Linked DNA regions of Homo sapiens: region 2 is linked to region 1. A link is a contact called in ENCODE POLR2A ChIA-PET data. All regions are on one chromosome and are shown on one strand. Each heading gives the region's core, a stretch centred on a gene start or an enhancer-like site at or near the end of the contact. The rest is flanking DNA. Distances are from core to core; before and after follow the strand shown. Region 1 overlaps ZNF217 (zinc finger protein 217). Region 2 has its middle 20 kb from the start of ZNF217-AS1.

Evidence for each region. ChIA-PET counts read pairs that join two places held with the same protein, here RNA polymerase II (POLR2A).
Region 2: POLR2A ChIA-PET joins it to region 1 with 10 read pairs in activated T-cell. The contact joins two enhancer-like sites. POLR2A ChIA-PET finds 5 or more read pairs at or near these places in 5 of 52 experiments (GM10248, H1, MCF 10A and 2 more).

What each region holds. Positions count from the first base shown.
Region 1 is chr20:53,577,036-53,582,215 of GRCh38, forward strand. It overlaps ZNF217 (zinc finger protein 217), which reads right to left. Exons shown (of 6, transcript NM_006526.3): 2 at 4,426-5,180; 3 at 1,299-1,415; 4 at 1-245. Among named protein-coding and RNA genes, the nearest start is that of ZNF217, 14 kb to the right of the region's middle. RefSeq lists enhancers at 4,805-5,180, 4,994-5,123, 5,154-5,180. Within about 2 kb of position 2,881, at least 26 of the 41 ENCODE cell types and tissues checked have a DNase peak (open chromatin) inside an H3K27ac peak, as active enhancers do.
Region 2 is chr20:53,530,380-53,535,308 of GRCh38, forward strand. No RefSeq gene overlaps it. Among named protein-coding and RNA genes, the nearest start is that of ZNF217-AS1, 20 kb to the right of the region's middle. RefSeq lists a silencer at 4,867-4,929. Within about 2 kb of position 2,677, at least 2 of the 41 ENCODE cell types and tissues checked have a DNase peak (open chromatin) inside an H3K27ac peak, as active enhancers do.

The DNA.
Region 1 (5,180 bases), core at 1,631-4,130:
AAGCTGCTTTGCAGGTGGACTGCCTGTAACATCTTTGGCACCATCAAAAAATCTTTTCAAATTTTTGGTTTGCGCACTGTCAGCGGTTAATAGTGCATCTTCAGTGTCCTGATTTTTACCATCGTTCTTGACTTCAGCAGCAACATCGGTTTGTTTTTCCTTGTGATGTCTCTCCAAGTGATACCTCAGAGATGTCTTCTGGGCTGCAGCATATTCACAAAATTCACATTTGTATGGTTTTTCACCTAAGGCAAGAAATGGCACTTTATTATAGAAGTGTATGAAAAGCACTGAAATAGATCAAATATCTATTTATTAAGAAAACAGGCTTCTTTCCTCCTTTTGCTTTCTCGATCTACTATCACATAGGATTTCTCATCAGTTCTTTATCATCCTTACTGTAATGAATATTTGAAATTATGAATGCCTATCTTCAATAGAAAAATTAACAGCAACACTTCTAACTTATTTAATCTTCCTAACAGCCCTAGGGAAATATGTATTATTCTACTTTTACAGCAAAGAAAACTAAAAGCACAAAAAGGTTAAATAACTTGCCCAAGGGTGCACAGATAGTAAGTGGAAGAGATGAAATTTCAAATCTACGCAGCCTCCTACATCATGATGTCATAGCTCCTTTCACAATCTCAAGACTACTAAATAGATTCTCATTTCATTCTCAATCATAAAGACATAAGATGCAGCATTTTAAAATACTGTAGCTTTTAATAAGATAAGAGTCAGGACATAGCAGTCATAAACTAAACAAATGAACTTTGTCCGGGCGCGGTGGCTCACGCCTGTAATCCCAGCACTATGGGAGGCCAACACTATGGGAGGCCAAGGTGAGCGGATCACTTGAGGTCAGGAGTTCGAAACCAGCCTGGCCAGCATGGTGAAACCCCATCTCTACTAAAAATACAGAAATTAGCCGGGTGTGGTGGCAGGTACCTGTAATCCCAACTACTGGGGAGGCTGAGGCAGGAGTATTGCTTGAACCAGGGAGGTGGAGGCTGCAGTGAGCCGAAATTGCACCACTGCACTCCAGCCGAGGTGACAGAGCAAGACTCCGTCTCAAAAAACAAAAAAGAAAGAAAAGAAATGAACTGCAAATAAGAACAATGGCTCAAGTTACAATGGCACTAAAAGAATAAAAATAACCACTGCAATCAACATGCTACATATTTATCCTTAAGCTAGTCCAAGGATCTGGCAGAGTATCTGAACAACAACAACAAAAAAATTAGATAACTACATAATTTAACTAATGCATGGTTAAAAAAATAAAAGTTCTTTACCTGTATGCGTTCTGAGATGAATATTGAGGTAATAATTTGAACGGAAAAACTTTCCACAATAACTACACTCTCTTGAAGATGTAAGATGTTTTATTTTTCCTCCATCATCATTTTTATCTTAAAGGAAAAACAAAAATATTTATATAAGAAGGTAGCTGAAGTACCTGAATAAGGCATGCTGACTTAAATATTCTTGACATAAACATTTTTGGAAAGCATGAAAAAATTCTTTTATATAACATCGGGTTAGAACAAAACGGCTAGACACACACCAAATGCTGTTGGAGGTTGTTTGAAGTTTTAGAGTGTTATAACATGATTTTGTTTTGTTTTTTTCTGGGTACAGCAGAGTACACTATTAAACATTCAGTTCTTCGTTTGCCTTAATCACAAGAAAGATCATTTCATAGACTGAATTGCCCGGGCAGCTTCCGGTTCTCAGTGTCTCTGAGCAGGCAGGATCTGGCAAACTGAAGGTGGACATACATACTGGCGGGAAAAATTATCTTCTTCAGAATAATTTAGAAAAATGAGCCAATTACAAACCGTCAACTTCCCAACCACCAGGGGAAAAATAAGCCGTTTAAGGTTAGGATTAAACAACTGACCACTAGAGGGCAGCAAGCACAACTTAATCTTCAACAGAAAAGAAAGTCTGGCATTGGGCAAGCACCTAGGAAAGTCTGTCAAAATTTAGCAAAGTTTTGGAAAGCAGGCTGTATTGTCCACAAACACTCATGTGGGCGAAAGAGATCTGACAAATGAAAACCTGTCCCCAAATGACAGTGTTTGGCTTTAGTTTCTGCAGGACAATAGGACAATGTGTCTCACGTGCATCAGGAGAAGTTAGAGTCCACTGGAAGGAGGACAGAACTTCAAACACACACCAGCCCTCCAAAAGACAATCAGAGGTGCTGCCGTTAAAATACCACCCCCAAAACACATGAATGTTTAAGTTTTAAATAAATGTCCCCTCACTGTAGATCATATCACTATCCACCTGTAAGACAGACACCCTTGATGATCTATATAGTGTCTAAAGAAAGAAAAAAAAATTTACTTGATCTTCTTAAGTCTTAAAAAAGCCAGGATGATAGTACAATATGATAAATCTAGACTACTAAGATAATATAAGTTTAGGAAAATCAATTCCCCAAATACAGAATGGCCAGCTTTTTTTTCTTACAATCATACCCAAACTAGCTGGGTTTATAACTGGGCGTTGTTGCAATTTCCGACTCCCAACTATGTGTCAGGATTTATGGTATGTTGCGTCATATCCAAAAAGCTATGAAATGCCTTTTCTTTAGAACAAAGGACATGACATTTCCACATCTACCTGGTTCCTGCTCTTTCAAGCATCACCTCTGACTTTACAGTTATATTTTTTAAAGGACTGTGATCTTTTTACAAATAGGCTGTTGAAATTGTCCTTGGGAGGTGGAAGACAGGGGTCAATGAACCATTTTGCAAACAGGGAAATAGTAGCAAAGAAAGGTTAAGCAACTCATAATTGGTCACAAAACAACGCAGTGGTAGAACCAGAACTCAACGCCAAGCTGGGGTGCTCCCACCCACAGCCAGGCATTCTGTCCTGCCTGATGATCTAGCCCATGTTTTCCACACCACCTACCGGTAACTGGCCTTTTCATTTCTTTCAGGGAACTGGGGCATCTCACAGGGCCCCTGCAACAGTACCGGCACTAGCAGAAACCACTTAGCTAACTGGAGTCTGTGTTTAAAGCCTCTTTTTATGATGCCATTAAGACATTAGATTTGTAGTATGCTAAGTGCTGGGTTTCCTGTGTCCCAGGAAACTCAAAAACATTCTAAAGATTTGATATACAGACTACAGTTCTCACGTCAATCACATGATCAGAAAAGGAACTGGCACTGGCTGAAGAGCAGGTGAAGGAAGAGTCCAATCAATCGTGTGGGCAAATTCATCGTGGGTCTCATACACCCAGTTTTCCGAAGAATTCAAGCACACAATCAAGTGACACTGAGAGGAGGAGGCACTTGTTTTAACCGAGGACCACTTTGACAGATGCTTCCCTAAGACCGATTCATGTTCCCATCATTCGCTTGTCAATTACGGCCTGCCCATCAGGGTCTTTTCAACTGTTTTAAGCAGCAAGATCCTCTATTCAAACAAAATACTAAACTCTGATAGGAGAAGCTCTGGCTACAGTGAGGATGGGCGCAACTCCAAACACAGGTGGAATCCTTTGCCCTAGATAACGCCCACCAGGGCTCAGGAATATTATGTGAGCATGCCTTCAGTGATCACCTTCTCTTTCTATAAATGCCACTAGTACACTGAAAATTCTGCTGAGCAAATGAGCCTTCTTAAAAATGTCTTCAGTGTGCTCACATTCCTTGTATTTTATGACAAATCATTTGGGTTCCTGAGGTACCTATAAATGGATACTAGCTTGCCAGACAGAAAGGACAAGGTTTTGGACAGCACCAAACGGCTGCCCAAATAATATTCCTGGCTCTAGTTGATCATCACTCCCAGTACCTTTTATGGCCACTAGAAATTCACTACAGAAAAAGATCAGGAACGCCAGAAAAACTTAAGTGAAGGCTAGGGTCTCTCAATGCTCAAACTATTGACATTTGGGACCAGATAATTCTTTGATGATGGGGCTGTCCTGTGCACTGTACCATGCTGAGCAGTGTCCCTGGCCTCTGCCCACTGGATGCCAGCAGGCACACCCACACACACAGTATGACAACCAAAATGCCTCCAGACATTGCCAGATACTGATTGGGAACAAAATCGCCCCAGTTAAGAAGCAGTGCATTTGGGCTGGATGCACAAGTTATTTTTTTTTTAAAGTGTGTTTTGTGAGCAAAACGATACACGTTTAAAAAATATATATATATTTTCAGAACAAGGAGACCTCTTAACTCAACCCTGTTATTACAGAAATGAGAAAATTAAGGCCCTGAGAGGTTAAATGACTTACACAGAGTGATACCAAAAAGAGCCTGGACTTGACTCTGGCTCTCCAAACCCCATTCCTGGCCAGCGTTGTCTGGAGATGGGAATAGAGAGGGGGAGACGGGGAGACAGACAGACACAGGCGGAACAGCACGGGACGGAGACAGGGCAGCTTACCCAGATGGATTCCTTCGGGAAGCCCATCCTCAGATCCGTCTTCAGAACCACCTTCCCCTCGATCCACGGCTCCATTTTCATCCAGAGGGGCGGCGAGGTCAGGAGAACACGTCCCCGGCTGCCTCCCGTCCACAGACATGGTGGGCGACTCCGCGCCGGCCCTCCGGTCCTTCTTGTGGACCCTGGAGTGCAAGACCAGCTGGTGGTAGGTTCTGAAAGCTTTGCCGCACTCGGAGCAGTGAGTGGGCTTCTCCTTGCTACTGGGTAACTTGGGATCCGCGTCCACGGAGGGCGCTTCGCCGTGGGAGTGTTTGCACTTCTCTTTCTCTTGCGAGAGGCCTGCACAACTGCCCTTATTTGTTTCTCCAAGCTCCTTCTCGGAACTCGAATCGTCGTTGTCGGTGCTCCCTTCTTGCCCCGATTCCTTCACTTCTTGGCAAATGGCAACTTTTCCTTTGGTAGCCAGCTGCCAAGCCTGGAAGGTGGTGAACGGATCGAGCTGAGGGATGCATCTGACAGGCTTCTTCCCCGTTTCAGGGTGAGATTTTGGTCTCAAGTTGAACAACTGCAGGAAGTCCTCCCTCGAGGACGGCATTCCTCCTTGTGGAGAGTCTGTCTGCGCGCTGCTGGTACCGAAAGCAGTTTTTTTGGTGTGCACCTTGCGGTGCTCAATTAGACTTTCTTTATTTGGAAATAGGAAGCCACAAACCATGCAGATTTTGTAAGGAGAGGAGATGCTCTCGGCCGCGTGCACC
Region 2 (4,929 bases), core at 1,427-3,926, 47 kb before region 1:
AAAAAACCTGAAAACTTGGTGATATGGTTTGGCTGTGTCCCCACCCATATCAAATTGTATCCTCCCATAATTCCCCTGTGTTGTGGGAGGGACCCAGTGGGAGATAATTGAATCATGGGGCAGTTTCCCCATACTGTTCTCTTGGTAGTGAGTAAATCTCAAGAGGTCTGATGATTTTATAAGGGGTTTCCTCTTTCACTTGGCTCTCATTCTCCTCTTTTGTCTGCCACCATGTGAGACGTGCCTGTTACCTTCCGCCATGATTGTGAGGCCTCCCCAGTCACATGGAGCTATGAGTTCATTAAACCTCTTCTGCAAATTGCCCAGTCTCTGGTATGTCTATCAGCAGCATGAAAATGGACTAATACAGAGGGCAATATTGCATTTGCATTGCCATATGGCTGTCATCAGTGACAGCTAAGTAGCCATAACTCCCATGAAATGGGTTGAAGTCTCCTCATACCCCTCCCAATTCTGTATGCACACACACACACACACACACACACACACACACACACACACACACACACACCCCTGAGCCCCCCTCTGGCCTGCAGTTACCTGAATAAGCCCTGGTGAGGCTGGAATTTGCCATCTCTGCTCTCCTCCAATCCTTTCATTTTCACAGCAAGGAAACTGACACCCAGAGAGGTTGTGTGACCCACCCCAAGTCACACAGCAAGTTGCAACGAAACTGAGACTGAGCTCAGGCCTCTTGGCTCCCAGCTTCTTTGTCATCACTAAGATATTTCTAAATGTAGGATGACCCTGCTTGATGTTTCAAGATGATAGAAATAAAAAAGTTGAAGGCTGGGCAGGGGGCTCACACCTGTAATCCCAGCACTTTGGGAGGCTGAGGGGGGTGGATCACTTGAGGTCAGGAGTTCCAGACCAGCCTGGCCAACATGGTGAAACCTTGTCTCTACTAAAAATATAAAAATTAGCCAGGCGTGGTGGCGCACACCTGTAGCCCCAGCTACTCAGGAGACTGAGGTGGGAGAATCGCTTGAACCTGGGAGATGGAGATTGCAGTGGCAGACATCATGCCATTGCACTCCAGCCTGGGCGAGGGAGTGAGACTCCATCTCAAAAAAAAAAAAAGTTGGATATCCCTCTTCTTATTTTACAAATAATGCTAAGTATTCTGTCTTGGCATAAAGAGGAAACCTTAGAGAGCTACCTCCCAGACCAGAGTTTCTCAAGTCGGAATGAATTTGCCCTCCTGGTGTCTGAAGACACGTTTGGTTGTCACTATTTGGGGGGTGCTACTGGCATCTGGAAGGCAAAAGCCACAGATGCCACTGAACACCCTACAATGCACAGGACAGCCCCCACAACAGAGAACTATCCAGCCCAAAACATCAATAGTGTCAAGATTGAGAAACCCCGCCAAGATCCTTGCTTCTCAAAGTGTGGTCCCTGGGTCAGCAGCGCCAGCAACACCTGGAAGCTTGTGAGAAATGGGAAATCTTGGGCCCACCCAGACCTAGACAATCAGAAACAATTTTAATAACATCCCAGGTGATTCACTGGCACATTAGATTGCAAGAAGCATGCTTTATATATACTCATTGGCACATCAGGTTGCAAGAACCAGTGTTTCTCAACCTTGACTGTAAAATAGCATTTCCTGGGAGGGAGAGGGGGTGGTGGCTGAAAATCCTAATGCCCAGGGCACCCTTTGGAGCAATTACATTAGACTCTCTGGGAGTGGAAACCAAATATCCCTTTTTTTTTTTTTTTTTGAGATGGAGTCTCGCTCTGTCGCCCAGGCTGGAGTGCAGTGGCACGATCTCACCTCACTGCAACCTCTGCCACCAGGGTTCCAGCTATTCTCCTGCCTTAGCCTCCTGAGTAGCTGGGATTACAGGCAGCATGCACCTGTAGTCCCAGCTACTCAGGAGGCTGAGGTGGGAGGATTGTTTGAGCCCAGCAGTTTGAGACTAGCCTGGGCAACATAGTGATATCCCTGTCTCAAAAATACACATTAAAAAAAAAACTTTAACTGCATAAAATGGATATTATCACGAGCAAAATCAATTACATGTATACAAAGGTATTAATGTATTTATAAAAACAAATCTGAGGTATCATACCCTATGTGCTTCTTTATTAATGCATTTAATAACAAAATTCAGAGCAGGGTTTAATAACCACGATAATTCCAAAGTCATGACAAGGTGAGTAATATTTCCAGATATCCACGGCTGCTGGAATGCTATGGGAAAAGATCCGTGGCTTCAAATGGTGGCAAAGTGGCAGGTACTTGTGCCACTGCATGGTGTGTTGCCAACTTTCACAATCAAGGAAATGCTAAGTTAGAGTTAGAACTTAGAGAAAGTAACTGTTTGTAGACTTTCCCATGCAAGGTCACAGACCTCCTGAATTCTATCCCTGAAATCCCTGGCTCTGGTAAAGGGAGACAGACAAGCTGATGATAATACAGTGTGATTAAGGGCTAAGATTAGGGGAAGTAATACAAAAAGGGGAACTGCAGTTCCCCTTTTTAAATATGTCTGCAGGCTGGGTATGGTGGCTCATGCCTGTAATCCCAGCATTTTGGGAGGCCGAGGCAGGCAGATCACGAGTTCAGGAGATGGAGACCATCCTGGTTAACACAGTGAAACCCTGTCTCTACTAGAAATATAACAAATTAGCTGGGCATGGTGGCACACACCTGTAGTCTCAGCTACTCGTGAGGCTGAGGCAGGAGAATCAACGTGAACCCAGGTGGCGGAAGTTGCAGTGAGCCAAGATCACACCACTCCACTCCAGCATGGGTGACAGAGTGAGTCTCTGTCTCAAAAAAAAAAAAAAAATCTGCAAATTTTTAGCCAGACGCAGTGGTTCAAACCTGTAATCCCAGCACTTTGGGAGGCCAAGGAGGGAGAATTGCTTCACCCCAGGAGTTTGAGACCAGCCTGGGCAAGATAGCAAGACCCTGTCTCTGCAAAAAAATTTTTAAAAATTAGCCAGGTATGGTGGCACGCATCTGTGGTCTCAGCTACTTGGCAGGCTGAAGCACGAGGATCACTTGAGCCTGGGAGGTCACGGCTGCAGTGAGCTGTGATCACGCCACTGCACTCCAGGCAGGACAACAGAGTGAGACTCTATCTCAAAAATAAATAAATAAAATTGCAAAATTGCAAATTTTCTGCAAATTTTTGATGCTCCTCTCAAGAGGCAGAATGTAAGTCCTCACTAACCCACCTCCCCTGAATGTGCAAGACTTAGTGCTCATTTCTTTTTTTTCTTCTTCCTTCCTTCCTCCCTCCCTCTCTCTTTCTCTCTCTCCTTTTCTTTCTTTTCTTTCTTTCTTTTTCTCTTTCTCTCTCTCTCTTTCTCCTTCCTTCCTTCCCTTCCTCCCTCCTTCCCTCCTTCCTTCCTTCCTTTCCTTTCCTTCTTTCTTTCTGACAGAGTCTCACTGTGTCACCAAGGCTAGAGTAGAGTGGCGTGATCTTGGCTCACTACAACCTCCACATCCCAGGTTCAAGCAATTCTCCTTCCTTAGCCTCCCAAGTAGATGGGATTACAGGTGTGTGCAACCATGCCCAGCTAATTTTTGTATTTTTAGTAGAGACGGGGTTTTGCCATGGTTGGCCAGGCTGGTCTCAAACTCCTGACCTCAAGCAATCCACCCACCTTGGCCTCCCAAAGTGCTGGGATTATATGTGTGAGCCACCACGCCCGGCATGGCTCATTTGTCATAACTAGAATACAGCAGAAGTGACATTGCATGACTTCCAAGGCCAGGCCATAAAAGACAATCCGGACATCAAGTGTCAGAAACATGAAAGGGAAGTCTTCGAAATGACTCCAACCTGGGTCATCGTCTAACTAGGGCTGCAAGAACCACCCCGCTGAGCCCTGCCAGCCCCCGAATCATGAGATACAGTAACAACAAACTATTATTATTGTTTTATGTCAAACCCAGACTAGAGAGTGGGAAAAAAATGTTCCTAGAAGAGCTGGTGTTGAGCTAAGACTGAAGAATGAGTATGAGGTGGCCAAGCCAGGGCAAGAAGAATACCTTATGCAATTCATGTCAATTCAAGAGGACAATTTTTGTAGCCAGCTGCCCTAGATTTCACAGAATGCCCACATTGCAGACCTCCATGAACCCCAAAACACTTGAGAGATGCAAATATTTCGGTGTCCAATTTAAATTTCCCACACTGCTTCTTGGACTCAACTGCTATATAGATTTCTTTTGTCTGATCTTGTGCACCAATTTTGGGTTTGGAAATATGGTCATGCCCCAAATCACGGAAACAATCTTCCCTTCTACGTCTGAAGAATCCTAGGCTTCAGTGATCATGAAAGACATCGCCATCATCTCCTCCTTTTACTACATAATCAAGCATGAAATAAAAGACCTGTTAAAAAAAATAAATAAATATGGGGGGTCACCATATCCCCATTGTGTGATCTGAAGGATCCCCAGTGGGTCCCTACTTTCACCCATCAACATTCGCCAACCTCCAATTTTCTCATCCTCTCTGTTGTCTGATATTCTACTATCAACAATGCGTTTCTTAGAAGAAACTCTGCCCCTTTCCAAATCACATTTTTCTCTTTTAAATGCAAGTCCCCTGGGGAAAGAAAGAAATGACTGTGACATTTAGTGCTAACGGTGTAGTATAAATTTGGGTATATAATTTCTTTTCTACTGGAGAGAAGAGATTAAGAAACTTGACAGGATCCTTTGTAAGAAAGGGAATGAGATGAGAGGTACAAGTCTGGTGTTTTGGGTGGCTCCACATTTTTTCTCCTCTTCTCTTGATAACAGCATCCTGATTTCCTTTGGGAAACCACTACTCATTCTCAGTGAGTCTAGTTTGGCTGTGGCTGACTGCTCCATCCAGCTGCAAAGATGAGCAATCTGACCTGACCAATCAGAGTGCAGCATCTCCCTGGGTACAATGAGAG